2 separate regions of the Homo sapiens genome follow, and region 1 is linked to region 2. Evidence: chromatin loops called from intact Hi-C (ENCODE). Cell type or tissue: mammary epithelial cell. All regions are shown on one strand. Each heading gives the region's core, and the rest is flanking DNA. Links, peaks and the distances in the headings are about the cores only.

Region 1 (16,396 bases), core at 4,960-7,459, 64 kb after region 2:
TCATCCTACCCCCATAGTATCAGTATGTGATCCAAGGCCTGGCCACTGTAATTGGTTCAGGGATAAGCAAATAGTTCAAGTTGTCCAATGAGATCTCTTCCTGTTGTTTTTCTGTCAGGAAAGACATACACTTTTCTTTTTTATGTCTAGCTCAAGCATAGTCCCCTGTAAAATGGGGTCAATAGTGCTGTCTATCTCACAGAGAATCAGAGGCTAGGAGAGCCTGGCACATGTTGGCTATTGTCATCGTTATTATGGTTCCATGTGAAATTTAGAGGAGGGAGCAATTGCCTTCAACTGGTCTGGTCTAGGAGGGATTCATACAGGAGATGAGATTTTAAGTAGATCTGGAAGGATACATAGGAGGTTGATGGAGAGGAACAGAGAAAAAGCACTATCAAGAGGTAGAAGAGGACAACATGGTGGTGGATAGGAGGGATGGTGAGGAGGGTTGGTTGAAAGCTGAGGGTGGGTGTGGCAGTGGAGACCATATTGGGAAGCTTGTTGGGGCCTGAACCAAGGAATTGGGACTTTATTTGGCAAGTATTGGGAAACCAGGGAAGGTTTCAAATTATAAAATATGATTGAAGTGGAATGGCTTATAATGAAATGACTCTTCTATAGGCAGAGGGTGGAGAAGTGAGAAATAACTCCACATGTTCCTTCACTGTAACCTCTTGATTACTTAAGCCCCAAACACAAAGCCAAACCACACATAGGAGAAAGTCTAGGAGAATGATGGAAGAAACAAAATAGGAAAACACCATTTTCCTCCTTCCTTGCTGGATTCATAGCCCATGTTTCAGTTTTCTGTATATTAGCCAAGTCAGCTTTCCTTTATTTCTGGGTCATGTAAGCTTAGTGTGTGTGTCATGGGGGTGGGGGGGTTGTTGTATGCACAGTTTTTTTTTTTTTTGCCAGTGTATACATTTGTATGAAATTACTTTTTTTATACAAATTTGTGACATACAAAATTATTTTAATGAGTTGGTTATCGTCGGTTGTCCACATTCCTTTTACTATTTTTTCCTTAAATAAATAGGTCACTGTAGGGACTCCAGCAAGATGTGGGCAAACCAAACCTAGCTTCCTTTGTAATATTTGAAGACATGTCATCAAATAGGTAGACTGGAGCCGTGATTACTCCCTTTCAAGAAGACGTGTGTTCTATACTTTGCCACAGCCGTCACTACTCCTAGTTTTTCCCCAACTCTGAGCCCCTGTGTCAGTAGCATTTATCATCACACCGGTCTCTTGTTTTACTTATGCTTAGTTCCATACATTAATTTTCATACCTACTTGGCCACGATGGGCATTCATGTATAAAATCAATTTTTATTTTTCACTTCTGAAGTTAAACTTTTATGGGTATTTCTCGTAAGTTTTCTGAGACAAGCTAAAAAGCAGCATTAATTATCCCAAATACTGAACAGCTGAGTTCAGGCCAATTCTCAGTTGTAACTCATGTATGCCACCTTTCTTGGCCTGACTAGTTTTGTGCATTCATTGAGAAAGGGAGTCTGCCAGGCGTTGTTTTCTATCTGACGGTAGGCCAACAGATGCTGTGAAATCATGCCAACACGTGCCAAGCTGTCACCTCTGCATCCTTATTTATCAGGGAGTCCATTGTACAAGTCTCCTGTCTGCTATTACGTCATGTTTACTTGTTCAGATAGATAAAGGTCCATACCCAGATGAACAAATGCTTAGGAAGGTGCTATTTTTACCCAATTCCCTAAACCACATATGAGTGACAAATATTTCCATAGGATTAATGAATAGGTGTTTCAGTCTCCTCCACCCTTATTAAATACTAGCTTTTTCTTTCATGCTTGGAACACTGTTGAATTTGTGGATGAGAAACATTTTCCATATGTAATGAATCCAAGGACTTTTTAACCTATTAGATTTTGTTGCATATATTGGTCACTCTTTTAAATAATAGTTTCAATCTAACCAAAAATCAAATAACCTGAGAATCTGATATGCCTTCATTTTGAATATTTTCATATTTTACAAGTAATGTACACAGAGCTTATTTTTTTTGATAAGATCGAGAATTGACCAAGGGAATCATGTAGCTTTAGCCATCTGTAGTTTTATCATTTGCCAAAAAATTTCCTGAGCTTCGTGGAAACCACATAGAAACCAAATGACTTGGTTTTATTTCCATTTCTCTAGGCAATAAACCAATTTTTCAGTCTCCATGGACACCCAGTGGAGCAACAGTAGTTAGATCTGTAAAAACTGCTATCTGACTTAGAGTCTGATGGTGGCCTGCCCACCCGCACTTGATGACAACTTAGGCTTGACCCTCTAAGAGACCACAGGTGTGAGAGATTGCACGTGGGCATCTGGAACAGTGCCAAGCTACTGTTCCAGGTTCTTAATTTGTGGAGGTTTGCAAATAATTATGGATCTTGTCTTGAAAGCTGGGCAGTTAGAAAGTCCAAAATAAGGCAGTGGAAATAGTGAAAAAAAAAAAAAATCTGGTTGAAATAGATTTACTTTCCACTTGGTTAAGCAAGAGCCCTCACATACTGATGGGTATGTTAACTCAGTTAAGAAAGAATACATATTTGGACATCCTTGTGGAAAGCCCAAAATAATACTTGAAATGAGAGAAGTCATAGGCTTATGTGTCAGTACATATGAAGGATAGCTTTGACTCTAAGCAGTAACTGGAAAGCCTACCCTTTCAGTCTCAGCAGCAATATAAGAAAAGATTGAACTGAATTGCTCTGTGTTATATATTAGTTCTCTAGGGCCTGTTTCCTCTAGCCTAGAATAGTGATTACTTGAAAAGATTAATCTGGTTTAGAGGTTTTGAATATGTGGTCCTTTGCTCTTGCTTGCATTGTGTAAAACTCCCTATTTCCCAGTTACTCTAAAATTAACAAAAACTAGGTCTCACAGATCATTAAACAGCATTGGAAATGTCGCAAAAGAAAGGCATATGAAAATGATACCTTAATTGGCATTATGGGACACAACACAACTCTGCAATAAATATGCTAGGCCATTCCAGGTATGTAGTTTCTTTTTTCTGGGTTTTTGCCTCCTTATCTGTAAATGGTGTGGGGTGGTTGCTAATATTCCTTCTAGTACTAATATTCTACTCGTTAATGAAAAGTCAGTTTTCATTTCACATACAACAAATAACATGGTCTTGAGAAATCTAGCTTTCTACAGGACGAAAACATTCAAGTTCATGATCTTGGGGAATTGGATGAAAGAATCAATCTTGTGCTTTTTGAACAAGCTATAGTCATTCCTGTTTCTCCTTAGACCATGTAACATTTCCATGAATACCATAGAAAATGAATTCCTGGGGAATAAGAATAGGTGCATTTTCTCAGAGACTTTTATTTTTGGTTTGTTTCTAGATATTTGAGACCAAAAATAAGAATAGAATCTAAAAATGTAAATTTTTTTTTAAAAGGAGGAGATAGTAATAGATGGTAGTTAACTATCAGAAATCAGCCATAGTTTTGTGAATGTATAATGAACTGATTTTGAGGTGATATATTTAAAAATTGCCTTGGGAACAGGAGAAAGGAGAAATGTTGCAGAAGAAATCTTTAGCTTTACAAACCCAGAGATTGTCATATATATATAAAATTGTTCCTTGACAGCACCTTCCCTCTGTTCAATGTTTTCCATCTCATTCAAGTCACATGGGCACATAAGGAGGGAAAGGCATTCCAGGTAGAAGTGACACCATGAACCAGAGAGAGGAGGTGTGAGACTGCATGGCATGTGGAGGCAGTGCAAGGAGCATAAAATGTAGAAAGAGGCTGGATTACTCAGAGTTCAGGTGCAGATAATAGAAACCACTTGAGCAATTTTGAGCAGTTTTAATATAGGCATATGGTGCTTATAAACCTGTGGGAAGGGGTGGAACAGCAGGCTTCCGGTGGGCCCTCCAGAAATGATTCTTAAATTGACACTTCAGGACCTATCTGCTTCTTGGCCTCAGGAACACACACCTTAGCCATGATCTGTGTATAAAATAAGCAAGCCAACTCAGAACCAAGCTGCACCTGTTAGATTCTTTTTAGCAAAATGGAGTCATAGTGCCTGGCCCTTCTCTCCCTTTAATTCAATAGCAAAATCAAATCTTGGAAGAGTGTATCTGATTGGAGCAATCTAAATCACTTCCAGAACTCTAACTGCAAGGAATTTGGGGAAATAAATTCTTTAGTTTTTTTAATCTGCTATTGTTCAGGAACGAACACTAAGAAGAGAGATGGATGCTGAGCCCACCGATCTATCTCATCTGCTGTGGTATCTATTGCAGAAGTCTAGGAAACTGATGTGGAAGGCCTGAAGTAGGGTAGTCAGGAGGGTGCCATAGTGATGATGGTACAATTCAGTCAGTCTTTGTAAGGCAAAACCATAAGACCATTAGGAAATAGGAGTGAGATAAAGGATGATTTCCAATGTTCTGATTTAACCTAGACTTGATAAAAATTATGTTGGAGGAAGAGCAGATTTTGAGGGCAGGAGTGAAGAATTGAAAATGGGAAATGTTGAAGAGTTTAGTTTTATAGAATTTGAAGTGATAGAGGGGATACTAGGTTGACATGTCTAATGAACACTTTGGGTTTTGGTTTGAAGCTCCAGAGAAAGTCCTGAGTAAAAATATAGATTAAGGCTGGGGATGGTGGCTCATGTTTGTAATCCCAGCACCTTGGAAGGCTGAGGTGGGAGGACTGCTTGAACCCAGGAGTTTGAGACTAGCTTGGGCAACATAGATCCTGTCTCTATTTTTTTAAAATTAAATAAAAAAATAAATATAAGTTAAGAAGTTATATGTGACACTTAAAAGCCATGCATGTGGCTGGGCGTGGTGGCTCTTGTTTGTAATCCCAGCACTTTGGCAGGCCAAGGCAGGTGAATCCCCTGACGCCAGGAGTTTGAGACCAGCCTGGGCAACATGGCAAAATCTGTCTCTACAAAAAAAAAAAAAAAAAAAAAAGAAATTAACCGGGTACGGTGGCTCATGCCTATAGTCCCAGCTACTCAGGAGGCTGAGGTGAGGGGGTAACTTGAGCCCAGGAGGTTGAGGCTGCAGTGAGCTGAGATCAAGCCACTGTGCCCTAACCTGGGCAACAGAGTGAGACCTTGTCTCAAAAAAAGAAAAAGCCACACATGTGGATGAAATTTCCTGGAGAAAGCAAGTAGAAGGACAAATGAAGATTCATGGCAGAACAACTCTGGAGATGACTAATGTAAAGAGGTGTGAGGCACAATAGGACCATACAAATGAGACTGAGTGGCTACAGTGGTAGAAGGAGAACCAGAGAAGAAATGTGGAACAGAAATCAAATAAAGGGACAGTTACTTAAGTTCAAAACAGCTGTGATGTCAAATAAGATCAGGGCTGAGGAGTGTCCAGTAGTTTTGACCATTAGGAGATTCTTAGCAAAACAGGTCAAGGTGTTTAGTGGGACTACACTGTGTTGATTTAGGTATGAATGAAAAGTGAGGAAGAAAGGAGTAATCTCTGCTTTCTGGAAATGTGGCTCTGAAGGGAAGGGAAGCTTTGGAGAAAGAACACAAAATGGAGGGAGAGTTTAATCATAAGCTCCAAAAGTCTTAAACAGGCTTGGATGCTGAAAAAAAGGAATCAATGGCCAGGTAAAGATTGACGATACAGGAAAGAGTCAGGTACTACATACCAGCTGCCTACAGATTTGGAAGAGGAGTCCAGAGTCTGTACTACTCCTCCTTAGATAGGGGAGGAATATGTATTTCTCTCACACATGGCAGTGAGGGAAACCATGAATGAAGAAGCAGATATGTTTGTGAAAGGTGGGAAAAAACAGAATAGAAATCACACCTGATAGATTATTTTCTGGATGATATAAAATGCAGATAATTTGCTGAGAGAAGGGAGAGTGGGCATGGGGTTAAATAGAATGGAGTAAGAGGTTTGCAGAAAAAATGGATTGGGGGAAATGAACGAGAAATGATTAGAGACCCACGTCAGAATTGCTAATCAGGACTGACCATGAAGAAGTGGGGAGATTTCTGAGGAAAGGCATAAAGTAATATCATAATTGTCATGATCATGAGGTCTTTGGTTCTTTAAAAAGTGGTGGTGGGTCCTTACAATGATGGTGTTCCTCTTTAAATATATTTGTTTTAGAGTTGTCCAACTGTTGATTAGGTAAGCCTTTTAAATCACTGCCATTGTCGTCGTCATCATCATGATCATGATCTGTTAATCTATTAATAAGATCAATCTTTTATTTCTATTGCAACTTTCAGTGCCTTGGATAAAAATGAGACAAAATGGCAGAAGTGTATCATTAAAGAAAGAATGCCTAAGAATTTACATTTTGAAGGACTCTTCTGTGACTGAAGGCTGTCCCTTTAAGTTAAACCTGATTGAGAATTTGAGAAATCTTCCCAACAGACTAAGGACATGAAAAGATGCTCAACATTATTAGTCATTGGGGATATGCAAAATGAAACCACAATAAGACATGACCAAGTATTTATTAGAAAGTCTAAAATGAGTAAGACTGAAACATATCAGGTATTGGCAAGGATGTGGGGCACCTGGAACCTTCATACACTGCTGATGGGGAAGAAAATGTTTCAACCATCTTGGAAAACAGTTTGACAATTTCTCGGAAATACACACACACACACACACATGCACACACATGCATGCTGTATAACCCAGTCATTTTATCTTCAGATGCCATAAACATTTGTGTGTAAGTCTTTACCCAAGAGAAAAAGAAATATGAGTATACAAAGACACGATGTTCATAGCACTTTTATTTATAATAATAAAAAATTGAAACAACATACATCAACAGATGAATGGATAAACAAATTGTGGTATATCCATACAATGGAATACTAATTAACAATAAAAAGGAATAAAGTATTGATTGCACAGCAGCATGATGAATCTCAAAATAATTATGGTGAGTGAAACAAGCCAGACAAAAGAGAATATGTAGTGTATTATTCCATTTGTTAAATTGTCTACAAAATTCAAACTAATCCACAGCAACAGAAAACAGATCAGACGCCTAGAGATGGGGGTCAGGGCAGGGCAGGGCTGAGAGGGGGATTACCAATAAGCACAAGGAAACTCCTGGGGGTGATGCGTGTGTTCATTATCTTGATTGTGATGATGGTTTCACAGCTACATTCATAGGTCAAAACCTACGAAACTGCACACTTTTAATAGGTGCAGTTTATTATACTTTAATAAAACTATCACAAAAAAGAAATAACTTGTATGTTCAAGAACTGGAACATGATTTTATTATGTTATACAACAGCACACTTTTTGAACTTTGTATATCTTTTAAAAATCATGTTTTGGAGCCTATGTTGTATCATTGGAAAATGCTCATAATATTTAGAGACAGGCTTGGTTCTGATTTATAATAGCTCATTAATATTTGTTGAAAGTTAAATCAATGATGTAGTGTTAAATGAAAACAAGATATAAAAAATACATATATAATATAATATGATCCCAAATGTGGTAACTCTCTCTTCTCTCCCACTGCTGAAAGGAAATACCCCAAAATGTTAACGTTGGTTGTGTCTGTTAGGTGGAATAACATATGATTTTTATTTTCCTTCTCATGGTTTTGGGGCTTTTCTAAAATTGAGCTTCTGTTACTTTCACAAGCAGACAAAAACCCAATAAATGCCCTTCTAAAAGATTCTTGCCCACACGAAGGAATTCATTTGGTGCAAATATTTTTAGAAAACATTAGTCTAATTGAGGTACATAGCATCTTTTTGATAGCAACATGTTAGCAAATACTTTTCAGGGATTTTACGTGGAATGGTGAATGTGCTGAAAAGAAAGACTTACACCAGCTTCAGCCTGCCAGCTTGTGATATGCTGCCTAGAAATGCCTACTTATAAATATGTTTTATATAGCCTCAGGAGTTCCCTTACCTTTATTGCTCCACCTCTAGCAGTCCTTTAATAAAACAAGGTCAAAGACAAGGACAATAAATTCCCAGGGCCTTTCCTAGCACAGTTCTGCAGGAAATGATCATCAAAGATGTCCTGATCAGAAAAAGAGAGTTGCTGAATGTAAGTTTTTCTGTGAAATGCAGATGATTTCTTGCTCCTTTGTCTAATCAGTGGTGACCTTTTTTCTTTTTGCAAAAAAAGAAAGCAAGTGCAGGGTGAGACATGTGGGGTTAGAGCAAAGGAGAAAACCCTCCCCTGAGAAGGTGAGAGTCAAAGGTGATGAAGAGTCAGGAGGGTTCTCCCGCATAAATACATGCTGAAAGATGTACCTTCCTTACTGTCCCCAAGAGTATGAGGGGCATTTGTCCTGTGAGGCTTTCATTTTGATATTCTGCTTGTGTGAAAAAGACAATGACTGGGTGCTGTTTGAGTAAGGTGGGATTTGGCAGGAGGGTGGGGGCTGGGCCATGAAGCAGAGAGATTGGTGAGACTGAGGTAGTCCTATGTCCTGCTTGGTCAGGACGCTGGGATTGTATCTTACAGCCTGATCCGTTCTTATCCAGTGACATGAACATTAAAAATAAATAGGAATGGAAACTTCCATGTTTGAAAATCATCCAGCGGCTTATAACATTTTAGCTTTTCATTTCTTTTTTTATTATTTAAAAAGTTATAAGCAAATCCTTGAAAATGTGTTTGTTCGTGTCCCTAGGACCCATTGTAATCCCTCTGCTATGTAAACAATCTTATCCTTGAATGTATCAGTTTGCAAATCAGATCTTCAGGTACTTTTCTTAAATATTCTGCATTCCTCTCACCTAGATTTCCCTAGAGGGTTTTTTTTTTTTTTGTTGTTGTTGTTGTTGTTGTTTTGAGATGAGGTCTGGCCATGTTGCCCAGGCTGAAGTGCAGTGGCTATTCACAGGCACGGTCCCACTACTGATTAGCATGGGAGTTTTGACCTGTTCCGTTTCAGACCTGGGCCTGTTCACCCTTCCTTAGGCAACCTGGTGGTCCCCACTCCCGGGAGGTCACCATATTGATGCTGAACTTAATGCAGACATCTGATGGTCATAGCTCACTACAGCTCAGAACTCCTGGGCTCAAGCGATCCTCATGCCTAAGCCCACCGAGTAGCTGGGACTACAGGCATGTGCCACCATGCCCCACTAGATTTCCCTTGAGTTTTGAGAGGGACGTCTGGTCACTCCATCATAGTTCTTCAGCCTTCTGGATTTTACCCTCAGCCTCCTTGCACCTCCTCAACTGGTCAGGCCATAGAGACTACCATCGTTGGGTGGAAACCATGAAAATCCAGTTCCTCTTGCTTGCCTAGGGCCAGGGATGGTGAGTGGAACAGGGAGTCAGGAGAATTCTCCATCTGGGAACAAAGTTTTAGGCATTACAGGTGAGAATTACATATGCTTCCCTCAACCCTACTTAGAAACATTGTTATACATGGAGACTAAGTGCTAGAATGCTATGATGGTGGAATTTAACGCATTTGTGGTTAAACAAGTTTTAGTAGGATCACTTGGGCATTCAAGGTCTTTGAAAGTTATCATATATGTATGTATATATGTTACATATGTATGTTACATATCTACTATATATCTATACAATTTTTTGTTAAACTAATCATTTAACCCAAACCTTTGAGCAGAACAACACATTCCCTGACCATGTTTGACAATAGGATTGGCCACATTTAATTGTGGAAGAATGAAAGGATATGGAAGAATTATATGTTCATGATCTATTTTCTTTTACATAGAAATACTTTTCTATTTTCTTTCAACATAGTAGAAAATCTGGTCACTGGTCTGAGTCCTCTCATTTCACAAATTGTCCCTAACATTTAGCTGAACTATAGCTAATTCATATTTCACTCTGATTATTGCAGAATCATTTACTTTTGTATAGGCAGTTGTATTTGGCCATTCTTGCACTGCTATAAAGAAATACCTGAGACTGGGTAATTTATAATAAAAGAGGTTTAATTGGCTCATGGTTCTGCAGGCTGTGCAGGAAGCATAGCATCTGCTTCTGGGGAGGCCTCAGGAAGCTTCCAATCATGGCAGAAGGCAAAGGAGTAGCAGGCACATCAAATAGCAAAAGCAGGAGCAAGGAGAGACTAGGGGTGTGGGTGGAGGTTGGGGGTGGCGGAGGGAGGAACCACACCCTTTTAAATGACCAGATCTCACAAGAACTCACTATTGCAAAGACAGAATCAAGCTCTGAGGGATCCACCCCCGTGATCAAAACACCTCCCACCAGGCTGCACCTCCAGCACTGGGGCTTATAATTCAACATACGATTTTACTGGGGACAAACATACAAACTATATTAGCAGTAGTTATTTCATAAATAATTTAAGTCTTTTCGGTATTTAAAAAAAGTTTTTGTGCCACAAGTGGATTCCATGTATTTGTGAATAAATAGTGAAATTCTAAATATGCTGTTGGTTAAAACATGTTTTTCAGACACTCTTGAGAATCTGAAGAATGACCCTGGTGTACATCAGCATTCAAAAATGAAATATCCATATTTATTTTTGGTAGGGAAGGAATTTTCTTTCTTTCTTTTTTTTTTTTTTGAGTCAGAGTCTCACTTTGTCACCAGGCTGGAGTGTAGTGGTGTGATCTCAGTTCACTGCAACCTCTACCTCCCAGGTTCAAGTGATTCTCCTGCCTCAGTCTCCCGAGTATCTGGGACTACAGGTGCACACCACCACGCCCAGCTAATTTTTATATTTTTAGTTGAGATCGGGTTTCACCATGTTGGCCAGGATTGTCTCGATCTCTTGACCTTGTGATCCGCCTGCCTCCTCAGCCTCCCAAAGTGCTGGGATTACAGGCATGAGCCACCGTGCCGGGCCAGAAGGGAAGAAATTTTCTAAAGAAATATACTTCTGAGTGCAGTCTTCAACAAAAGCATTTAGGGACTCTGAAATAAGATCTAGGCAATCCAGGTCTTGGGAATGATATCTGGGATACATTAAAAATGTCACTTTCAATATTTAAGCCCTAAAATATGTTTATTATTCTTGGAATATATAATATTCCAACAACAGTTTATTAAGGTACTCTAGTCAATAGGTTATTGTTCTTTTTTAAACATAGTTGTATCCTAGGTAAGAATTTTTGAGTATGGAGGATTATAGACATGTGACATTTATACACACAGAAAAAAAGTCATTTTGAAACAGAAAACTGCTTCATTCCATAAGCATGCCATTAATACATGATTCAAGATGTCACAGTTTGGATGAGATAATCAAATTCCTCAGATAAATCTGTTGAAAGCAGCTGCTTCATTCAGGAGTGATTTAGAGATACATAAATTGAGGACAGTAGATTGAAAAGGAAAAAAGATAAGTGTAAGTTTATTACTGAAAGTGAAAAATGATTAAAAATTGCCACTATGACTGTTAGGCCAATTAAAACATTTTATGCTCATTCATCTTTCAAGAAGCCACCTACAAATGAAAGTATGGCACTAGCTCTACTGTTAACAAATAGAGCTTGTTTGATGTTAAAAGATGTAAATGCCATCATTTTGAGACTATGCATTTGCAATCTTTGGTGATCATCATAGAAAGAATGAACTAGCATTCTCTGAAAAATCCCAGTCCAAGAAAGTTTGTTCTTGATAATAATAAAATTTCGTGTTTATAAGATGCCTTTCATTCAACTCTTAAGACTTCACGTATAAATGTGTTTAAATATGCAGTCATATATCACTGTCTTCATATATCATAGCCCAAATATTTCAGTTCTTTAGACATAAAGCAATTCTTTATTTCATATGAGAAAATACAATCTCTACTCCTGCCACACAAATTCTCTATGAATAACACCTTCTTGTTAATGCTTCTATATTGCTTGTGCTGAAGGATTGTCAATGCAATCTTTTCTTAAAGCAATGTTTTAAAAAATTCTTTAAAAACAAAACACCTGTGTTTCCTGGCAGAACAACAATGTATCAGCCAAAATACTTTTATTTAATGACTAACTGTGGTTAGCTAGCGCCCCATAATTCATTTCATAATTGGAAAAAAATGTAACATTTGCTGACATCATCTGAGTGCTGATCTGGACCCATTGAACAGGGAGTTTTCCAACAAAAACGATTAATTTTCCACTTCACAACTCAGGAAGAATTTAGGATTAGGGCATTCATGGAGTCTAGAAATGGTTTTCATATTCAGAATTTTAGCTCAAAATTTGGACAGGAAGAAAGACTGAACATAGTTTAATTTCCAAGACAAAAGTTCATCTGTAAAATCCTACTTCTTTTTATGCATATTAATACCAGTCTGAGATCAAACATACTAAGCTCTGAAGATAAAAGTATTAGGAATAAAAAATTAAATGAAAAATCTAATGAGTGAGGAAAGATAGTTACCATTAAGTTTTATTCTGAAAGAGTTTCTTAAATATGTACTCACCTGATTTTTGCCTACCCAGATCTCAAGTTTATCTGAGTTTTCCATGCAAAATGTACATGGAATACATAAATCATTATTTAAAAGTAATGTACTATTAATCATAGTGGCATTATTTGATATTAATGTGGTAATGAGTCCAAAATTGTATATACTCCATTGCAAACATGGCCAAAGAGTATCTAGCTTATCTTTCTTAAGAAACTTTATATCACAGAAGAGACAGAGAGGAAATTTATTTTTGGAGTTGTCATTTTCGATGTTTTTGTCTCTTCTCACTTATTTTCTTTTTACTGAGCTATAATCTATATCTCTTCTCATTTAAGCATTGTCTTGTGTAAATTTTTAATTCTCTATTTCTTTTCTTGACTGGACTTCGCTCCAGAGTCATGATCCAGGTTAAACCTAACTGTCTGCTTATCCTATTCCCATGTCTGAGCAGTTAAAATGGCTGGAAAAAATACCTACACACACACAAACACAAACACACACACAGACACACACACACACACACACACACACACACCCATCCCCCCAGTGTTGCTTGGTCTCTCTTTAAGTTCTACAGACATAAATCTCAGGTGGACACTCAACATCTCCAGAATCTTACTAAACTTTCATAATATTTTCATCAGCTTACACGTCCTGATGACCATGTCATGCCTTCTGTGTGAACCTCCTACATTACCCAACCTCTCTGCCATGCTCATGCTCACTATAAGCTTGTGTTACATGCATCAGGAAAGCAGGAGCATTTAGACAGGAACTCCTTCATATTTCTCTGTGAAAGCCACCACCCTGCCCACGTAATTATTCCTCTTTTTTGACTTCCTTCTCATTTCTGTGGTTGATGTGCTTGGCCAAGGTCAAAAGACAACCTGGTCAAAGGCCTCTATAGATTATAAATCCTTTCCAGGGACTTTGTTTCTATAGTTATCCCCTCTGTCTCATGTCCACATGTCTTTTGAATTTCTATCCCATTTTTCTCTTTCCCTTCATAATAACTGTCTTCAAAGAGTTATCTAGAGTTGCTTGCTGTTATGGACTGAATTATATTCCTCCAAAATTTATAGGTTGAAGCTCTAACCTCCAATGTGGCTGTATTTGGAGATAGGACATTTATGGAGACAATTAAGGTAAAATGATGGATTTTACCTTATAAGGATGGGGCCCTAAACTGACAGGACCAGTGTCCTTCTGAGAAGCAGAAGAAACACCCGATGATCTCTCTATCCACACACACACACACACAGAACAGGTTGTGCGAGGATGCAATGAGAAGGCAGCCATCTGCAATTTAGGAAGAGAGGCCTCACCAGAAACCAACTTACAGCCTCCAGAACTGTGATAACTTCATTGACTTTGCCCTGGTCAAAATTAACAATGTCCCTATTCTTAGCACTAACGGCCATTCCATTATTTCTCTCTTACTTGCTCTCTCAGCAGCATTTAACAAAGTTGATCACCACTTCCTGCTGATAGTTACTTTTCTTGGAAACCATGGTACCACAGTCTTTTGGTTTCCTTCTATTTCATTGGCTGCTGCTGCTTATTCTTCATCGTGGGCACTTCTCCTCCTCTGCCTGAATGCTAAAGGTAGGAGCAACCCAGGTCCTGGTCTCCTTTCTTTTCTCTGTCTACACAGTTTTTCCAGTGAGCTTCATTCAGTCCCGTGACTTTAAATAGTATTTGTATCCTTAAAGTTTCCAAATCATATGTTTGCTCTGATCTCTCTTCTGAGCTCTAAATTTTATATTTAGATCTCCTTGACAGCTCCACATGAATATTAAGTAGCTATCTCAATTGTATTGTGCTCAAAATAGAACTTTTATTTGTCACCCTTGACTCCAATCCTGCTTGGTCTTTTCCTCAGTATATGGGAACACCATCCACCCATTGCTGAAGCCAAAATTCTAGGAGTCAACCTTGATTCCTCTGCTTTCTTCATTTACTCTCACCTCTAAACCCTTGGTAAGTCTTGCTGACTCTTCCTCTAGAAGTGTTTTGAAACTTACCTTTTCCAGTTCCTATCATTGCCCTTTTAGTTCAAGCTGCCATAGTCTCTACCCCGGACTATTTTCACAACCTTCTAACTATACCAGGGTTCCCTCCTATTCCCCACCCCACTCCCTAGTCCAAATGGAATTCCAATGGAATGGATATGTGGTAGCCAGGGTGCTTTTTAAAAAATATCAAATCATGACCCTCTAATTCCTTTAATAACTTCTCTAATGACTTCTCATCAGAATCAGAATAAAATCCAGAGTCATGACCTTAAAAACTCTAGGGCTTGAAGCCTTTAAAATATATTCTATGAGAAAAGTCCTGCAAAATTATTTCACTATTAAATATGATATGGATTTTTCATAGACCCTTTTATTAGGTTGAGGAAATTTTCTACTATTCCTAGTTTGTAGAATTTTATAGTGAAAGTGTGCTGAATTTTGACAAATACTTTTTCTGTATCAGTTGTAATGATCATGTGGTTTTGTCCTTTATTCCACTATTATGGTGTATTATTTTCATTGATTTTCATATGTTGAACCATCCTTGCATTCCTTGGATAAATTGCACTTAGTGATGATATGATTCTTTTTATATGTTGTTAGATTTGGTTTGCTGGTATTTCGCTGAGGATTTTTGTTCTCTTGTAATGTCTTTGTCTGGTTTTGGTAGCAGAATAATACTGGCCTCATAGAATGACCTGAGAAGTCTTCCCTCTGTTTTATTTTTGGAAGATTTCATGCAATTTTGGTGTTAATTCTTCAAGTTTGGGGGCCGGGCGCGGTGGCTCACGCCTGTAATCCCAGCACTTTGGGAGGCCGAGGCGGGTGGATCATGAGGTCAGGAGATTGAGACCATCCTGGCTAACACGGTGAAACCCTGTCTCTACAAAAAATACAAAAAATTAGCCAGGCTTGGTGGTGGGCACCTGTAGTCCCAGCTACTCACCAGGCTGAGGCGGGAAAATGGCGTGAACCTGGGAGGTGGAGCTTGCAGCGAGCCGAGATCGTGCCACTGCACTCTAGCCTGGACCATAGAGCAAGACTCCATCTCAAAAGAAAAAAAAAAAATTCTTCAAGTTTGGTAAAATTCACCAGTGAAAGCAATTGGACTGGACTTTTCTTTATAAGACATTTTTTGCTTACTAGTTCAATCTCTTACTTGTTATAGACCTATTCAAATTTTCTATTTCTTCTTGAGTCAGTTTTGGTAGTTTGTGTCCTTCCAGGCATTTGTTCATCTTAACCAGGTTATCTAATTTGTTGACATACAATAATTCCTAGTATTCCCTTATATGCTTTTTTATTTCTGTAAGATCAGTAGTAATGCCATTCTTTTCATTCTTCATTTTAGTAATTTGAGCCTTCTGTCTTTTTTCTTGGCTAGAGGTTTGCCAGTTCTAATGTTGTCTTCAAAGAATCAACTTTCTTTGGTTTTATCTATTTTTTATTCACTGTTTCATTTATTTTTGCTGTAATAATTATTTCCTTCTTTCTGCTTTCTTTAGGCTTGGTTTTCTCTTTTTCTAGTTTCTTAGAGTGGAAAGTTAGGTTATTGGTTTGAGATTTTTCTGCTTTTTAAAGATAGGCATTTACTGCTATATATTTCTCCCTAAGCATTGCTTTAGCTGCATTTCATAAGTTTTGGTATGTTGTGTTTTCATTTTAATTCATCTAAAAGTATTTTGTTTTTATTTTTTTGAGATAGGGTCTTGCTCTGTCACCCAGATTGGACCTCAGTGGTATGATCACAGCTCACTGAAGCCTCAACCTTTTCCCAGGCTCAAGTGATCCTCCTACCTCAGCCTTTCGAATAGCTGGGACTCTAGGCATGTACCACCATGCCCAGCTAATTTTTTTTTTTTTTTTTTTTTTTTTTTTTTTTTGTAGAGATGGGATCTCCTTATGTGACCCAGGCTGGTCTCAACCTCTTGGGCTCAAGTGATTCTCCTGTCTCACCCTCCCAAAGTGCTGGGATTA
Region 2 (16,396 bases), core at 5,245-7,744:
TCCAGTTTTGTTCCCTTGCTGTCCAGGAGTTGTGATCCTTTGGAGGAGAAGAGGCATTCTGGTTTTTGGAATTCTCAGCCTTTTTGCACTGTTTTTTTTCTCATCTTTGTGGATTTATCTACCTTTCGTCTTTGATGCTGGTGGCCTTCCAATGGGGTTTTGGTGTGGACATCCTTTTTGTTGATGTCGATGCTATTCCTTTCTGTTTGTTAGTTTTCCTTCTAATGGTCAGGAGCCTCTGCTGCAGGTCTGCTGGAGTTTGCTGGAGGTCCACTCCAGACCCTGTTTGCCTGGGTATCACCAATGGAGGCTGCAGAATAGCAAAGATTTCTGCCTGTTCCTTCCTCTGGAAGCTTCATCCCAGAGGGGCCCCTGCCAGACGCCAGCCAGAGTTATCCTGTATGAGGTGTCTGTTGACCCCTGCTGGGAGTTCTCTTCCAGATAGGAGGCATGGGAGTAAGGGATCCACTTAAGGTGGCAGTCTGTTATTTAGCAGAGCTCAAGAACGGTGCTGGGAGATCTGCTGCTCTCTTCAGAGCTGGCAGGCAGGAATGTTTAAGTCTGCGGAAGCTGTGCCCACAGCCCTTCACCCAGGTGCTGTGTCCCAGGGAGATGGGAGTTTTATCTGTAAGGCCCTGACTGGGGCTGCTGCCTTTCTTTCATAGATGCCCTACCCAGAGAGTAGGAGTCTAGAGAGGCAGTCTGGCTACAGCAGCTTTGTCTACACTGTGTGGGGAAACCTCCTACTCAAGCCTCAGTAATGGTGGATGCCCCGCCCCCCACCAAGGTCCAGCATCCCAGGTTGACTTCAGACTGTTGTGTTGGCAGCGACAATTTCAAGCCAGTGGATCTTAGCTTGATGAGCTCCGTGTGGGTGGGATCTGCTGAGCTAGACCACTTGGCTCCCTGGCTTCATCCCTTTTTCCAGGGGAGTGAACAGTTCTGTCTCGGTTATGTTCCAGGCACTACTGGGATATGAAAACAAAAACAAAAACAAAAAAACTCCTGCAGCTAGCTCGAGGTCTGCCCAAACGGCCACCCAGTTTTGTGCTTGAAACCCAGGGCCTTGGTGGTGTAGGCACCTGAGGAAATCTCCTGGTGTGCAGGTTGTGAAGACTGTGGGAAAAGTGTAGTATCTGGGCCAGAATGCACCATGCCTCATGGCACAGTCCCTCACGGCTTCCCTTGGCTAGGTGAGGGAGTTCCCTGACCCCTTGTGCTCCCTGGGTGAGGTGACACTGCACCACGCTTCGGCTTTCCCTCCATGGGCTGCTCCCACTGTCTCAGTTGGAAATGCAGAAATCACCTGCTTTCTGTGTTGATCTCACTGGGAGCTTCATACTGCAGCTGTTGCTATTTGGCCATCTTGCCAGCCACCTCTGAATCATAAGATTTCTATACATATTCTAGGTATAAGTCTCTCATCAGAAATATGATTTGCAAATATTTTCTCCCATTTCGTGGGTTGTCTCTTCACTTTCTTGATGATAACTTTTGTAGCACAAGAATTTTAAATTTTGATGTAATCCAATTTATCCATGTGTTTCTTTGTTGCTTGTACTTTTAGTGTCATATCTATGAAACTTTTCTCTTACTCAAGGTTATAAAGGTTTAAGCTGATATTTTCTTTTAAGAGTTTTATAGTTTTCATTTTGTAAACTAGTTTTATGAAACTATAGTAGTTCTTACAGTGAGGTCTTTGATCTATTTTGTGTGAATTTTTCTACATAGTGTGAGGCAAGGGTTCAGCACCATTTGCTACAAAGTCTATTCTTTGTCCATTGAATGGTTTGAATAGTTGAGTTGAATCTGTAGATCAGTTTGGGAAATATTGCCCATGAACATGGGTGTATTCATGGTATCTGATCTATGAAAATGGTATGTCTTTCCATTTATTTAGGTTGTCTTTAATTTCTTTCAATAATATTTTATACTTTCCAGAACACAAGTTTTTCACTTCCTTTGTTAAATATATTTGTAAATATTTTATTATTTTTGATGCTATAAGAAATGAAATTATTTTCTTTATTTCATTTTGGATTGTTCAGTGCAAGTGTGTAGAAATACAATTGATTTTTGTATAATGATCTTGTATCCTGCAGCATTGCAAAACTTATTAGTTTGAATAGTTTTTGCTAGATTATCTAGGATTTTCTGAATCATGATGACTTAATCATGTCATGTATACATATATTTTACTTCTTTCTTTCAAATTTTATTGCTTTCATTTCATTTTCTCCCCTAATTGGCTCACCTTGTATAATGTTAAATGGAAGTAGTGAGAATAATCACTCTTGTCTTGTTCCTGATCTTAGGGGAAAAACATTCAGTTCTTCACCCTTATGTATTACACAAGTTGTATATACCTTACCTGAACTAGTTGGGATCAGAAGTGTTCTGGATTTGGTGGTTGTTTTTTTGGATTTTGGTATATTTGCATTGTACTTACCAGTTGAATATCCCAAATAAAAAAACCAAAAATTTGAAATGATCCAGTGAACATTTCCTTTGAGCGTGATGTCAGCACTCAAAAAGCTTTGGATTTTAGGGCATTTTGGATTTTGGACTTTCAGATTTGGGATGCTCAACATGTATTAACTGTGGGTTTTTCATATATGCACTTTATCAAGCTGAGAAAGTTCCCTTCCATTCCTAGTTTTTTATAAACAATATTTTAGTCTTGCATTGTGTGAAATGTTTCCCTTTTCTATTGAGATGATCATGTGAGATGATCATGTTTTGTTCTTTATTGTATTGATATGATGTATTACATTGATTAATTTTTGGTCTGTAAACATTTGTGGGCTGTTATCCATTACAGTGTCTGCTCAACAGTTATACCTTGACAAGTGTGAGATAAATGCTGAGTCCTGGCCATGTTGCTGTCCCTCATTTTTAAAAAAAAACATTTGATATTAAGTATGGTATTTCTAATGGAAGCTTCTATTAAATGTCACACTGTAAAATTCAAAATTTGCCATTTCTCAGTTTCCTAAACTTAATAGAGCTCTTACTAAATTGTCTTTATGAGAAATGTGTCTCTTCCTATTTATCTGAAAGTAGATGAAGAGAATTTTGTATTGCTCCAGCCCTTCAGCCAAAATTAAATCAGAATAGGATGAAATTCTTAAACAACATGAGTGTGTATCTATAATACACCTTTCAAAAGGAACAAGTTCTTACCAAATTATGCTGTTGTTTTTACTGGAGTCTTAGCTTTTATGATTTTAAAAACATCTCTAAGGCTCAAATTCTATCGTTCTTGATTTGAAATCAACCTCTTCTTTTCCTATATCGTTGGAAGGGTTACACAGCTATGGCCCAAAAGCCAAATTTGGCCTGTAGATATGTTTTATTTGTCCGTAGACTTTTGAAAGTTAGGTCAAGCATGTGCTCCTAGCTAGACACCACATTCAATCTTCCTATTGTCTTTTATTATGCATTTAAGCATGGCTTTGGAGTTTGTAATTCTTGAAGTAAACATCTGGTTTTTGGCATTTTTATTTATCTCAATGGAACCATTATCTCTTGGCTTACCCAAATTTGAAATATTGGAATCATGGAATCATTATTAATAATTTTTATGAAGTTTTTTTAATATAAAAATCACTTAAATACAAATAGATTCTCATTATCTAAGATTTAGACAATCAAAAGTACAAAATGCTGAAAGTCCCTTTTCACTTCTGTCTACCACTTTTTTCTCATTTACATGTAATCATTGTCATTAAGTTGGGATGTGTTCTTCCAGCTCACTTTGTAGACTTTTACACACACACACACACACACACACACACACACACACGGGCTATTTTTTTGTATAAAAAATAGGCTTGACAAATATAGTCCAACTTATTAACAATGGTTACTTCTAGATGGGGAAGAAATAGTAGAGAGGAGTGAAGGGGCTTTTCAATCTTTAGCCATTACTACCAATTCTGTATAATCATGACTTACAAACATATTTATATGAAGACTAAGTCAGCAAGACACAAAACCCAGCAGCTATAAATGAGAATATTGATAGATTGACTATGTAAAAATATTATACTGTATCAGTCAGGGTTCAACCAGAGAAGCAGAACCAGCAGGGAGAATAATTATAAATACAAATTCAAATTTAAATACACACACACACACACACACACATACACATATATATAGACAGATATAGATGCAGATAGATAGATACATGTATAGAAAGATAGAGATGTGTGTGTACACATACAGATAGACACACACACACACACACACATATGGATTGGCTTGTGTGATTGTTGGGGCTTACTAAGAAAGTCTGAAATCAGTAGAGAAGGTCTTTAGAAAGGGAATATCATAGTGTGAAACTTCATATTCCTTTGGGAGAAGCCTCGGTCCCACTTTTAAGGCTTTTCAACTGATTTAATCGGGTTTACTCAGATTATTTAAGATAATCTCCCTTATTTAAGGTCACTTGAGTAAGGGCTTTAATTATATCTGCAAACTACCTTCACAAGAAAACTAAGACTAGATGTTTAATTGAATAATTAGATATTGTAGCCTAGCCAAGGTAACACCTCAAAAAAGTCATCATATATACAAATTAAAAATTTACATACAGCAAAAGACACTGTGAACAGAGATAAGCAATATGCAAGTAAAATATCTATACAATATAGGTAATAGACAAAGGATTAATATTCAGAAGTTACTGAGTTCCCCCAAATCAGCAAGAAAGACAAGAATTAGTTGATAGAAAAATGGGCAAAGGATATGCATAGGCAATTTACACACAAATTTTCATAGTCTGATGAAAAAATACAAGAGAATGCTCAAATTCACTACTAATTAGGGAACTGAAATGTAAAGCAATAGCTAATTTTTCCTTATTATTTTAGCAAACATTTAAAATTATGGATAGCATCAAAAGCAGGCAAAAATGCAGATTAATGGGAACTCCTGCTAGGAATCTGTCCTTTCTTACTTTCTTTTTTAATCACTAAGCTCATATGTTTGATTGTTATGGTTGAGTCTCCCAACTAAATTCCGTGATTCTTTCCTCCCTATCTGAGTTCAGCTTGCATAGTACTACTAGATACATCTTAATCCTCTCTCTCTTTTTCCCTTACATACACACAGACAATGCCTTAACATTATTTGTAATAGCCTCAGCCTGGAAACCACTAACTGTCTAACAACTATAGCATGGATAAATAACTTGTGATATATTCATGCAACAGATTATTTATAATAAAGAAATTGACTATGAACTACAAGAATCAGCATGGATGACTCCTCAAAAATACTGTTGGGTAAAGAAGCAAAACAACAAAGAAAACATCAAGCATGATTGTATCTGAACAAAGTTCAAAAACGGCAAAACTAAACTATCTTATTTAGCAATGCATACCTAGGTGGTAAAAACAAAGTAAAACAAAGAAATGGTTATTCCAAATATTTGGGTAGCAATTACCTTATGGTTTGGGAATGGTGGATGCGGAGGGAGAAAGTTGTGATTTGGAAGTTAAACTCAGGAGATTTCGAAGTTAAACTCAGGAGATTTCAAAGTTAAACTCAGGAGATTTCTGGGGTGCTTTCGATCTTAGACTTCTTGACCTTGATGGCAATGACATGTTAAACAGAACATACATGTTTTACGTTTTCACTCTATTTGGTTATAGTTGATAATTTTTTAAATTTAAAAATACCACAAGGGAACTTCCTGAGGTGCTGGTAGCTATTTCTTGACATGAATGGTGATTGCATAACGTGTGATTTAAAAAATTAAATTTACTTAAAATTTCCACACTTTTCTCTTTGTTCTATTTGGCTAAAAAATTGTAAAAATAAAGTAGATAAAAAACCTTTATGAATTACTCCCTCCCTACAGAATAAAGATCAGATCCCTAACCTTTCAAAGTCCTCCATATATTGACTACCACAACCTTTCTAATCCTAACTCCCACTACTGCCTTCATAGAAACCAATAATAATAATGATAGCCCAAAACAAAAGTAAAAAACCCCAAAAAACCCCAACCTTCAAAACTGCAAACAAAATTAAAAAGTCCACAAATACACTAATTTTACTAAATTTCCTTTAACAAAAAACTTGACCTTGCCTCTTTTTATTCTTTATTTGAAGGATTTTGAATTGCCTACCACATGTTTTCCTAAGATGAATCAGAGCAGGATGACATGCTTGTTTAGTCTTTGATGATAATGAATATGTATTTACACGATTGTCAGAAAGAACACATTTCTCCCAAGTTGTTACCTAACTGGTATTGTGTGTTTAAGAATTTTCTTTCTGATTTAAACCAGCTAAAGCCAGTTTTTTAAAGGACATATATATATATATATATATATATATATATATATATATATATATATATATATATATATATATATATGATGTTAGATATTGGTTTGTGCCCAAGAAAACACAGGGAAAACTAAATAACCCAAATCAAGCCCTGAGTATTCATGTGCAGACTATCAGCTTCACACTTAGTCATAGTCAACTTCACACCTAAATGCCATTGAAAAGAAGCAGGGCCAAATGTTCCTGGAAAATGGGACTCTTAGGTTCACAGACGTTTGCTGAAAATACCTGAGCCCCATGCTTTGGGGAGATTTCACTAAGAAGATTGATATGCAGCTTCCAGGGGAAAGAATGAAGGAGGGGCAGGATGTGGTCTTGGTGAATCAGAAGCGGCCCTCCTTCCCCACCCCTCTTCTGAGTCAGCATGCAGCCACATGGCCCCACATGGTGCAGTTCTGGTTCTCGGATGAGCTGTCATATGGGGTCCTCCCTGTCTGCCTTTATTAAAGCACTTGGTGATTTCCAGCAGCCCTATTTGTCATATAAATAGTTTTGTTCTGTCTATAAATTAGTCAAGCAATTCATTTTTGAATCTTTCTGATAGTGACACAGTGACATGAAGTGTTGTTGGGTTTGCTTGTTGTTGGATTTGCTTGCCTCATTTGGTCCTTTAAATGGTAAAGTAACATCACCCGTTTGTAGACAGCCTCGCAAAAATTTGAGCCTTTGGTTTTGGAACCAAGTCAGCTGGGTTCAAATTCCCACTTGCCACCTTCCAAACCTGGGATTTTTTAAGTGCATATATTCCTTTTTGCCTTAGGGCATGAAACATGTGCTCAGCACTTGGTTGCTGCAGTGGGAACTGAGAGTCATTCTTGCTGGTCGTGCTGGTGGCAGAAGTTATGGCAAGCTCCCACAGAGCAGTGGCAGACTTGCCAGTGCCCGTGTCTGGGCTCCAGGTCTGGCAGTGTGGCAGAGTGGGCCACACTCACCAGTGCTGGGCAATAAGACAGTGTTTTCACATTGGACCAGCTCCATTACTTGATCTGGGGTATTGTTCATGGCTACAGAGTCCTCACATTGGCAGTCCTGGCAACTCTGGGAGTTCTGCAATGCCCTTTTAAGCACATTCCCTTTTGCTTAAACGAAAGTTGGTCTCTTTTAATTGTAATGAAAGATATTGACTGATATAGTGACCTTGTGAAAATTTACTTTCTCATCTATAGAGTAGCTTAATAATAGCCATCTCTAAGGGTTATTGGGAGATTTCAATATATTAATGCATGATTTGCATTAATCCACACTAACTATTTAGTCCACACTATTATCCACCCTAACTATATTCATCCACAATAACTATTTAGTCAGTGTGGTGTCTGGCACTAAAATATTAGTTATTAATTATTAATAATGTGCTGGGCACAGGAAGAGCATTGGACTGTCTGTAATGAGAGTGCGTCTTTTTATCAGGAGGGCCTCACTGTTTTAGGGTTAGGAATGATAGGATTAAAAGTAATTTGGGAATTTTTATGACTCATGACTTTATGGTTGGTTGATTTAGGCAACGATATAGCTTTTGTTTCACTTATTAAATTTAAATTTAATTTATGGACTTGTAAGGGCATAAATTTAATTTTACAGCTTGATTTTGACACAAAGCAAGATACTGAACATTAACACCACCACAGAGGCCTACTATGTGCTCCTGTCCCTGTTGTTACTTCCTCCAAAGGTAACCACGGCACAGATTCCTATTACTATAAATTAATGTTGCCTGTTTTTGAATTTTATTTGAATGAGATTACATAGTATATACTCTTTTGTTGCTAAATGTTATACCTTTGAGGTTCATTAATGTTTTTATAGATAGATATAGTTTTCTTCATTGCTAAATTGTATTCCATTATACATATATACTACAATTTATCTATTCTATTGTTAATGGGTAATATAGTTTGGCTCTGTGTCCCTACCAAAATCTCATGTCAAATTGTATCCCCAGTGTTGGAGGAGGGGCCTTGTGGAAGGTGATTGAATCACGGGGACGGACTTTCCTGTTGCTGCTCTTGTGATGGATTTCTCACAAGATCTGGTTGTTTGAAAGTGTGTAGCACCTGCCACTTCACTCCCTCTCTCTCCTCCTGGCCATGTGAAGACTGTGCCTGCTTCCTCTTTGTCTTCCACCATGATTGTAAGTTTCCTGAGGTCTCCCCAGGAGCAGAAGCCTATACATCCTGCAGAACTGCAAGCTAATTAAATCTGTTTTCTTTATAAATTACCCAGTCCCAGGTATGTCTTTGTAGCAGTGTGAGAATGGACTAATACAATGGGCATTTGGGTTGCTTCTAGTTTGGTGCTATGGAGAATAATGTGCTAGGAATATTCTCATTCTCATAACTATCATTTTGTGCACATATGTATGCATTTCATTTAATTTTATACCTGCAGATTGAATTTCTGAATCATACGGTGCACATATGCTCAGCTTTACTGGTAACAAAATTTCCAAAGTAGTTTTTACCAATTTACACCCTCAAAGCATCCTATGAGTTTCTGTTGCTCTATATCCTCATCAATACTTGGTATTGTCAATCTTTTTAATTTTAGCCATTCTACGGTGTGTGTAGAGATAGCCTATGTTGTTTTCAATTTGCATTTTCTGGATAACTAGTAATGTTGAGTACCTATTCATGTTCATCGGTCATTTGGATATCTCTTGTAAAAAGCTGTTCAAGTTTTTTTCCCATTTAGAAAAAAATTGAGCCTGTGTTTTTTATAAATTTATAAGAGATACTTACATAGTCTAGATATGAATTGTTTGTGTGATTTAAATATGTCAGATATCTTCTTCCACTTTGCATCTTGCCTTTTCACTCTCTTAATGGTGTCTTTTGATGAGTAGAAGCTTTAAATTTTAATAAGTCCAAATGATCAACAATTTTATTATGTTAGTGCATTTTATTTTAATTAATAGACTTTATTTTTAATGCAATTTTAGTTTTACAGAAAAATTGAGCCAAAGAACAGAGATTCCCATACACTCCCTGCTCTTCCAGTTTCCCTATTAATTTATGTCTTGCATTGATATGATACATTTGTTACAGTTGATGAACTGATATTGATACATTGTTATTAACATAAAGTCCATCTCATATGTTTATAAATATCCTATTGCTTCTGTTTGTCTGGAAAGCCCTGATTAATACACCTTGGCAACCACTAATCTTTTTACTGTCTCTATAGTTTTGTCTTTTCCAAAATGACATTTGTTGGAGATATACATATGTAGCCTTTCAAACTGGCGTCTTTCACTTGGCAATATGCATTGAAGGTTCCTCTATATCTGTTTGTGGGTCATTTTTTTCTTATTGCTTAATAGTATTAATATTACATTGTAGGGATGTACCACAGTTTGCTAATTTCATTTATCTATTGAAAGACATCTTGGTTGCATTCAATTTTAGGCAATTATTAATAAAGTTCCTGCAAACATTCATGTCAAATTTTTGTGTGGACATAAGTTTTTAAGTCATTTGGGCAAATACATAGGAGTATGATTGCTGGATCATAAGGCGAGACAAGGTTTAGCATTGTCATAAAATTCCATTTGTCTTCCAAAGTGGCTGTACTATTTTACAATCCTACCAGCAACGAATAAGAGTTCTGGATGGATGTGTGTGCGTGTGTGTGTGTGTGTGTGTGTGTGTGTGTGTGTATTCTATATATGTATATATGTATATGTGTGTCTGTGTGTGTATATACGTGTGTGTATGTAAAACTTGACCCCTACTTCACATCAGATATAAAAATCAATTTCAGAAGGATTGAAAGATAAATCAATACAAGTTCTAGAATATAACATAAGAGAAGATTCTGTTTTTAATTTCCTTTAAAGCATTAACTTAAGAGAGTAAAAAAAAACAAGTCACAGACTGAGGGGAAATATTTGTAAAACACGTACCAGATAAAGGTCTTGAATCCAAAATATACAAAGACATCTTAAAACTCAACAGTAAGAAAACAAACAACCCAATTATAAAGTGGGCAAAAGACCTGAACGAACACCTCACCAAAGAAGATATACAGACAGCAAATGGCATATCAACATATGTCCAACATCATATGCCGTTAGAGAATTTCAAATTACAACAAGATAATACCACACATCTATTAGAATCATTAAAATCCAAAACACTGAAATACCAAATGCTGATGAGAATGTGGAACAATCAATCCAGCATAATTTATTTAAAAGACCATCCTTTTTCCACTCCATCATAGTAACAGTGTTGTTGAAAATCAGGTAACTGTATACAAGGACTATTTCTGGACTCAATTCTATCCTCTTGGTCTGTTTATTTTTCCTGGTGCCAATATCACTCTTTTGGTTACTGTAGCTTTAAAATAAACTTTGATAGCTGTAAGCTAATCTTCTTCACAATTCTCTTGGCTATTTTTGATCCTTTGCATTTCCATATAAAGCTTAGAAACAGTTTGCCAATTTCCACACACACAGACAGATACACAGAAAACATCCTGAGAACTTGATTGTAAATGTTTTGAATCTATAGATCAGTGTTATCAAACCTTTTGGTCTTGCGACCCCTTTACAATCTTAAAAAGTATTGAGAACTCTAAAGAGCTTTTCTTTATGTGGGTTATATCTATTAATTGTTACCACAATGAAATGGAAAACTGAGAAAATTTAAACATACTTACTAAATAATTTAAAAATAACAATAAACCCATTACATGTTAAAATACATAAATAAGTGAAAACAGCTATATTTTCTAAAACAAAAAATATTAAGTGAGAAAAAGAACCTTGCTTTATGTTTTTACAATTTTTTTTTTGGATGGAGTTTTTCTCTTGTTGCCCAGGCTGGAGTGCAGTGGCGCAATCTCGGCTCACTGCAACCTCCACCTCCCAGGTTCAAGCAATTCTCCTGACTCAGCCTCCCAAGTAGCTGGGATTACAGGCATGTGCCACCATGCCTGGCTTGTTTTTACAATTTTTTTAAAATGCCCAGTTTAATGGAAACCAGTGGGATTCTCTTATTGCTTCTGTCTTTAATCCATTGTGATATGTTGTTTTGATTGCAGTACATAAAGAAAATCTGGGCTCAGGTATATGTAATTAAAAAGGGAAATGTTTTAGTAGTCTTTTTCAGAAAATGGTGAATATTCTTCTTTGATACTACAATGAAACACAAAAAGTGGTAGTTTCTTAAATTTTAATTGTAGTGTTTGGTACTTTAAAAATGGGTTTTAATTCCCTGGTGAATTTTTAAAATCTTCTTATTTATGTTTTTTCAAAATATCAGTTACAGTTATTTTAGAGTCAGTGTCTTATAACTCCAATGTCTGTATCACCTATGGTTCTGTTTTTCATTGTCTATTTTTTCTCTTTATTTTTGTTTGTTTGGCCCCGTTTCCTAGTATACTTAGTAAGTTTTTACTGATTACAAGAAATTTATTGAAAAAATTAGTCTCTGAATGATGTAAGCTTTTCCAGAAAAGATTTAGTTTTTTTCTCCTGGAGGGCAGATAGAGTACATGCAGAACACTTTAATCTGGTTAAGCCTTTTCTATTTCTGCATTATTCTTACTCCTAGGGTATATCCCTTTCAGGGCCGTAATTGAAAGCCTGAAGTGTTTACTAGTGCCTCTTTTACTTGGTGGTTCCTGAATTCCAATTTTTGTTTCCTTGGTACCATGAGATTGCCTAAATATCTGCTTAGCTTTTTAGCTTCTTAGCAGCTGCTTTCTGTCTAGTTGCTGCCATCTTGCCCCATATGTGCTCATCTTAGAAATCAGGAAATGCTTCATAGGAAAATTTGCATGCAGAATGTTGGGCTTACTTCTCTCTGTAACTCCCTTTTCTTCTGGATCTGGATCCTTATAGTCTGGGCTTTCATTTCTCTTGTATGTGCAGCAAATACATTAAAAGTAAGAATAAAGTTTATTACAGAAATCAAATATGTCTTAATATTAGGAAATGTATTAATATGGTTCATCAAAATGTTTTAAAAATCAACAATCCTTTTTAATTGTAAATGTTTTTCTTAGTAAACTATAGCTTGATGACTGCTTTATCAACAGGACTTAAAAAAATCTAGTTATCTATCCAAGGGATTGGCAAATATGGCATATGGGTAAGTCGCATGTTTTTGTAAATAAAGTTTTATTGGAACACTGACATGACAATTTATTTATGACATCTGTGGCTACATCTATGCTACAATGGCAGAGCTGAGTAGTTGTAACAGAGGTTGGGTCATGGCCTAAATCCTAAAATATTTACTCTTTGACCCTTTAAGCAGATGTTTGCCAATCCTTTATCTATCTTATCTTAGGCAGTTTCCTCATCTGTAAACTGGGGATAACATAACCTTACTTCACTGGGTAATAAAATTTATATCATTATATATATTTGTGTATACAGTTGACCCTTGAGCAACACAAGCTTGAACTGCACAGGTTTCACTTACTATGCAGATTTTTCTCCATATATATTTTGGAAAATGCTTTGGAGATTTGCAACAATTTGAAAAAACAGATGAACTGTGTGAATTAAGAAAAAGTTAGATATGTTATGAATGCACATAATATGTGTAGACAATAATCTGTTTTACCATTTACTATCATAAAATATGCACGACTCTATCATAAAAAGTTAAATATTATCAAAATTTACATACACACTTATAGACCAAATATGGCACCATTTGTGGCGGAGAGAAATGTAAACAAATGTAAAGATGCAATTTTAAACAATAATTGCATAAAACTAATTGTAGTACATATTATAGTACCATAATAAGTTTATAGCCACCTCCTGTTGCTATTGTAGTGAGCTCAAGCGTTGTATCTGCTTAAAATGCTATGTGATGCTAATCATCTCCGTGTGAGTAGTTTGTCTCTCCAGTAAATTGCGTATAGCAGTAAAAAGTGGTCTCTTGTGATTCTTGTGTATTTTTCATTATGCTTAGTGCCATACTGTAAATCTTGAATAACATTATGGGACCCATACAAAGTGCCACTGGTGATGCTGGAAGTGCTCCCGAGAAGCATAGAATAGTCATGATATTACAAGAAAAAGTTGACTTTCAGACAGATGATTCATCCTGTAAACAGACCATGTGAATTTATGGTATTGATAAATACAATATAGCACTGTAAATGTATTTTCTCTTCCTTATTATTTTCTTAATAACATTTTCCTTTTTTCTAGCTTATTTTATTGTAAGAATACAATATATAATATACATAACATACAAAATATGTGTTAATTTACTGTTAGCCTGCTACGGTAGGCTATTAATAGTTAAGTTTTTGGAGAATCAAAACATATATGTGTGAGGGGTTGGCACCCCGACCTCTGCATTGTTCAAGGGTCAACTGTATATCTAGATGGGTGTGTATACAACTGTATATCTATATATCTCTATGTGTGTGTATACATACACGTAATATTTTTACTCTTAATATTAACATTGAGAGAGTCAAAAAGAGGGGACAAGTGATGGTTCTTACATTTCATTCTGTTCTATTCAAAAGTTTTACAGGTAGGCTGGGTTGATGAAAGGTATGATTATAGTTAGGAGAAATTAGAAAGTAACCTAATAATCTCATAAACACAAGGACCACAACTGGGCTCCTTTGACAGTAGAAACATACCACAATACACAGAAAGATAGTTTTCCTTAGCTTTGATCAAGAAAAAAGAAATCTCTAGACCAACAGAATTAGAGGAAATGTTGATCAATTACTTGGCTCAGTCTGTTGCTTTAGATGAGGGTGTGTTTATAAATTACCTAGGCCATAGCTTAACTTTCAAAGATCTTCTGAGACTTTTTTTTCGGTCTTATTCCAACATTTTTTTCCTTTTTTGACATCATTAAATTCTTCCTAGTGTCTCATCAAAATATCTCTAGAATTGCATTTATCTTATTTTGTTCTTCTTTTTCACTCTTTTGAGTACATGGAGAACAAATGATCAGTGACTCTAAAATCCTTCAGTTACTTCATGAAAATCATCAAGCCTCACTTGAGTCAGCTGTAGAATGAGCACTCCTTTCTTCACAAGACCTGCTCTGTTCTTTTAGCTTTTTAATCAATGACAGTGAGGAGGTAATCCATGGAGAGCATTAAATGAAAATCCAACTGTTGCAGCAAATATTTAAATTGATTAGAAGGAGCATAGGACATGAAGGGAACTAATATATATTGGGTGTCTATATCAGAAGCTATACTAGCCCTTTAACCACATTAAGGCAGTAATTCAAATAATACTGCTATCAACTCTATAAACTAGGTGATATCACTGATATTTTATAGTTGAAGCTAGGAGACGTTAACTAAGATATCTACAATGAGTTGCAAAAATTTCTGAGGAATGTATAAGTAGGTAATTTGTAAGTAGTTGTAAGTAGTTAATGCCACTTGCAAGTTGTAGTTAACTCTTTTGTAATCAGTCTGATGGTACAGCCATTTCTATTATTTCTCCAAGAATATAACACAGGCAGAGTAGCTGAGAGCTTAAGAGTTTAGGCTTTGATCTGGGTTCAAATCTGTGCCCTACCACTTTCTATCTATATAATGGGAAATGGATTTAATATTCCCAAGCTACAGTTTTCTCATAAAATAATAATAAGAATACCTTATAGGGTTGTTGTGAGGATTATATGAGATAACACATATAAAATCATAGCATATTTCCATGTAAGGGCACAATACATAGTGGTTTTTATTAATATTATTGCAGGTGAGTGGTAGAGCCAAGATTTTTTGGACTCATTTGTCTTAGTATCTTACAGGGCTTAGAGTAGTATATAGTCTTCAGAAGAGAGAGTTGTCACACAGCACAGAGAAAGTGTTAACAAAGAATATTTAGGAATAGTTAAGCAAGTAAAGGGTCTTCTTAGGCCTAGAGAATGGCAATATTGACAACATATGTACCTAAAAGTATGAAAGGAAAATATCAGAGTTTGATATTTTTGGTGGTTTGCTTCAAAAATACCAATAAATAAATTGCAATGCAGTGAGAGATTATTTTTTAATCTGATGACAGTGCATGACTTCAATTGGGTCAGAGAAAACTAGATGTTCAGATTGGAGGCTGAGGCTTGGATGAGAGGGGATAAAGTCCTGCTCCAGGGTGGCAAAGGTAACAAAAGAAAGGCATAGATTTCAGAGACATCATGAAAGAAGATGCAGGCTCAACAAAGTATCCTGAGTATCTACCATGGGATAGGTGTCATGCTAGGAGCCTGTGTGGTTTTCTCATTGATTTGAAGGTGACAAACTGAGGCTCTGAGAGACTAAGTGATTTTCTTAGCGTCACAGAACTAATAACAGATTTAACGTGGGGTTCTAATTCCAAGGCCAGCTTTGATTTTTAAATATACCTCAACTACCTCTCTTGGAGTCAATGACAAATTGGACGTGGAAGAAAGATGAGGGGGGAAGCAAGATAATTGAGAGCATAATAATACCATGAGAAGTCAAGAAGTGAACATGCACTAGCATGCATATATATACATGCACACACACACACATACACACACATACACTGTCCCATCCTCCCTATTATGGTCTGAATGTTGGCATCTCCCTCAAATTCATACGTTGGAACCTAGCACCCAGTATGATAGTATTAAGAAGTGAGAGTCTTTTGGGAATAAAGTTACGAGGGCTCTGTCTTCATGAATGGGATTAGTGCTTCTTATAAAGGAGGTTGAAGGGAGCCGCCTTGCCCATACTGCCATGTGAAGACGAAGCAACAAGGTGTCATCTGTAAAGCAGAGATTCCTCACCAGACACTGAATCTGCTGGTGCCTTGATCTTGGACTTCCCAACCTCTGGGACTGTGAGAAATAAATGTGTATTTTTGTAAGTCTGTAAGTCAGCCTTCAATATGAGCATCCAGTTTTCTCTGACCCTATTGAAATTATGCACTGTCATCACATTAAAAAACAATCTCTCACTGCATTGCAATTTATTTACTGGTATTTTTGAGCACCCAGTGTAAGGTATTTTGTTATAGCAGTCTGAATGGACTAAGACACTCCCAAATATATAACAACATACA

What was found. Hi-C counts contacts between places; a loop is a spot of excess contacts. Peaks named below come from ENCODE experiments on the same cell type or tissue, not always from the same donor. Only the 100,000 strongest peaks of a DNase experiment are listed, where the experiment ranks them.
Region 1: it touches region 2 in a loop (5-fold over the local background); 4 of 110 quality-filtered maps call a loop at or near these places.

What each region holds. Positions count from the first base shown.
Region 1 is chr7:92,962,164-92,978,559 of GRCh38, forward strand. It overlaps the pseudogene RN7SL7P. Among named protein-coding and RNA genes, the nearest start is that of CDK6, 130 kb to the left of the region's middle. In mammary epithelial cell, for the core only: no CTCF peak of the experiment used is centred there; a DNase peak (open chromatin) is centred at 6,498.
Region 2 is chr7:92,897,786-92,914,181 of GRCh38, forward strand. All of the region lies in intron 1 of CDK6-AS1 (CDK6 antisense RNA 1), which reads left to right. Among named protein-coding and RNA genes, the nearest start is that of CDK6, 69 kb to the left of the region's middle. In mammary epithelial cell, for the core only: no CTCF peak of the experiment used is centred there; a DNase peak (open chromatin) is centred at 6,716; H3K27ac peaks cover 2,418 bases.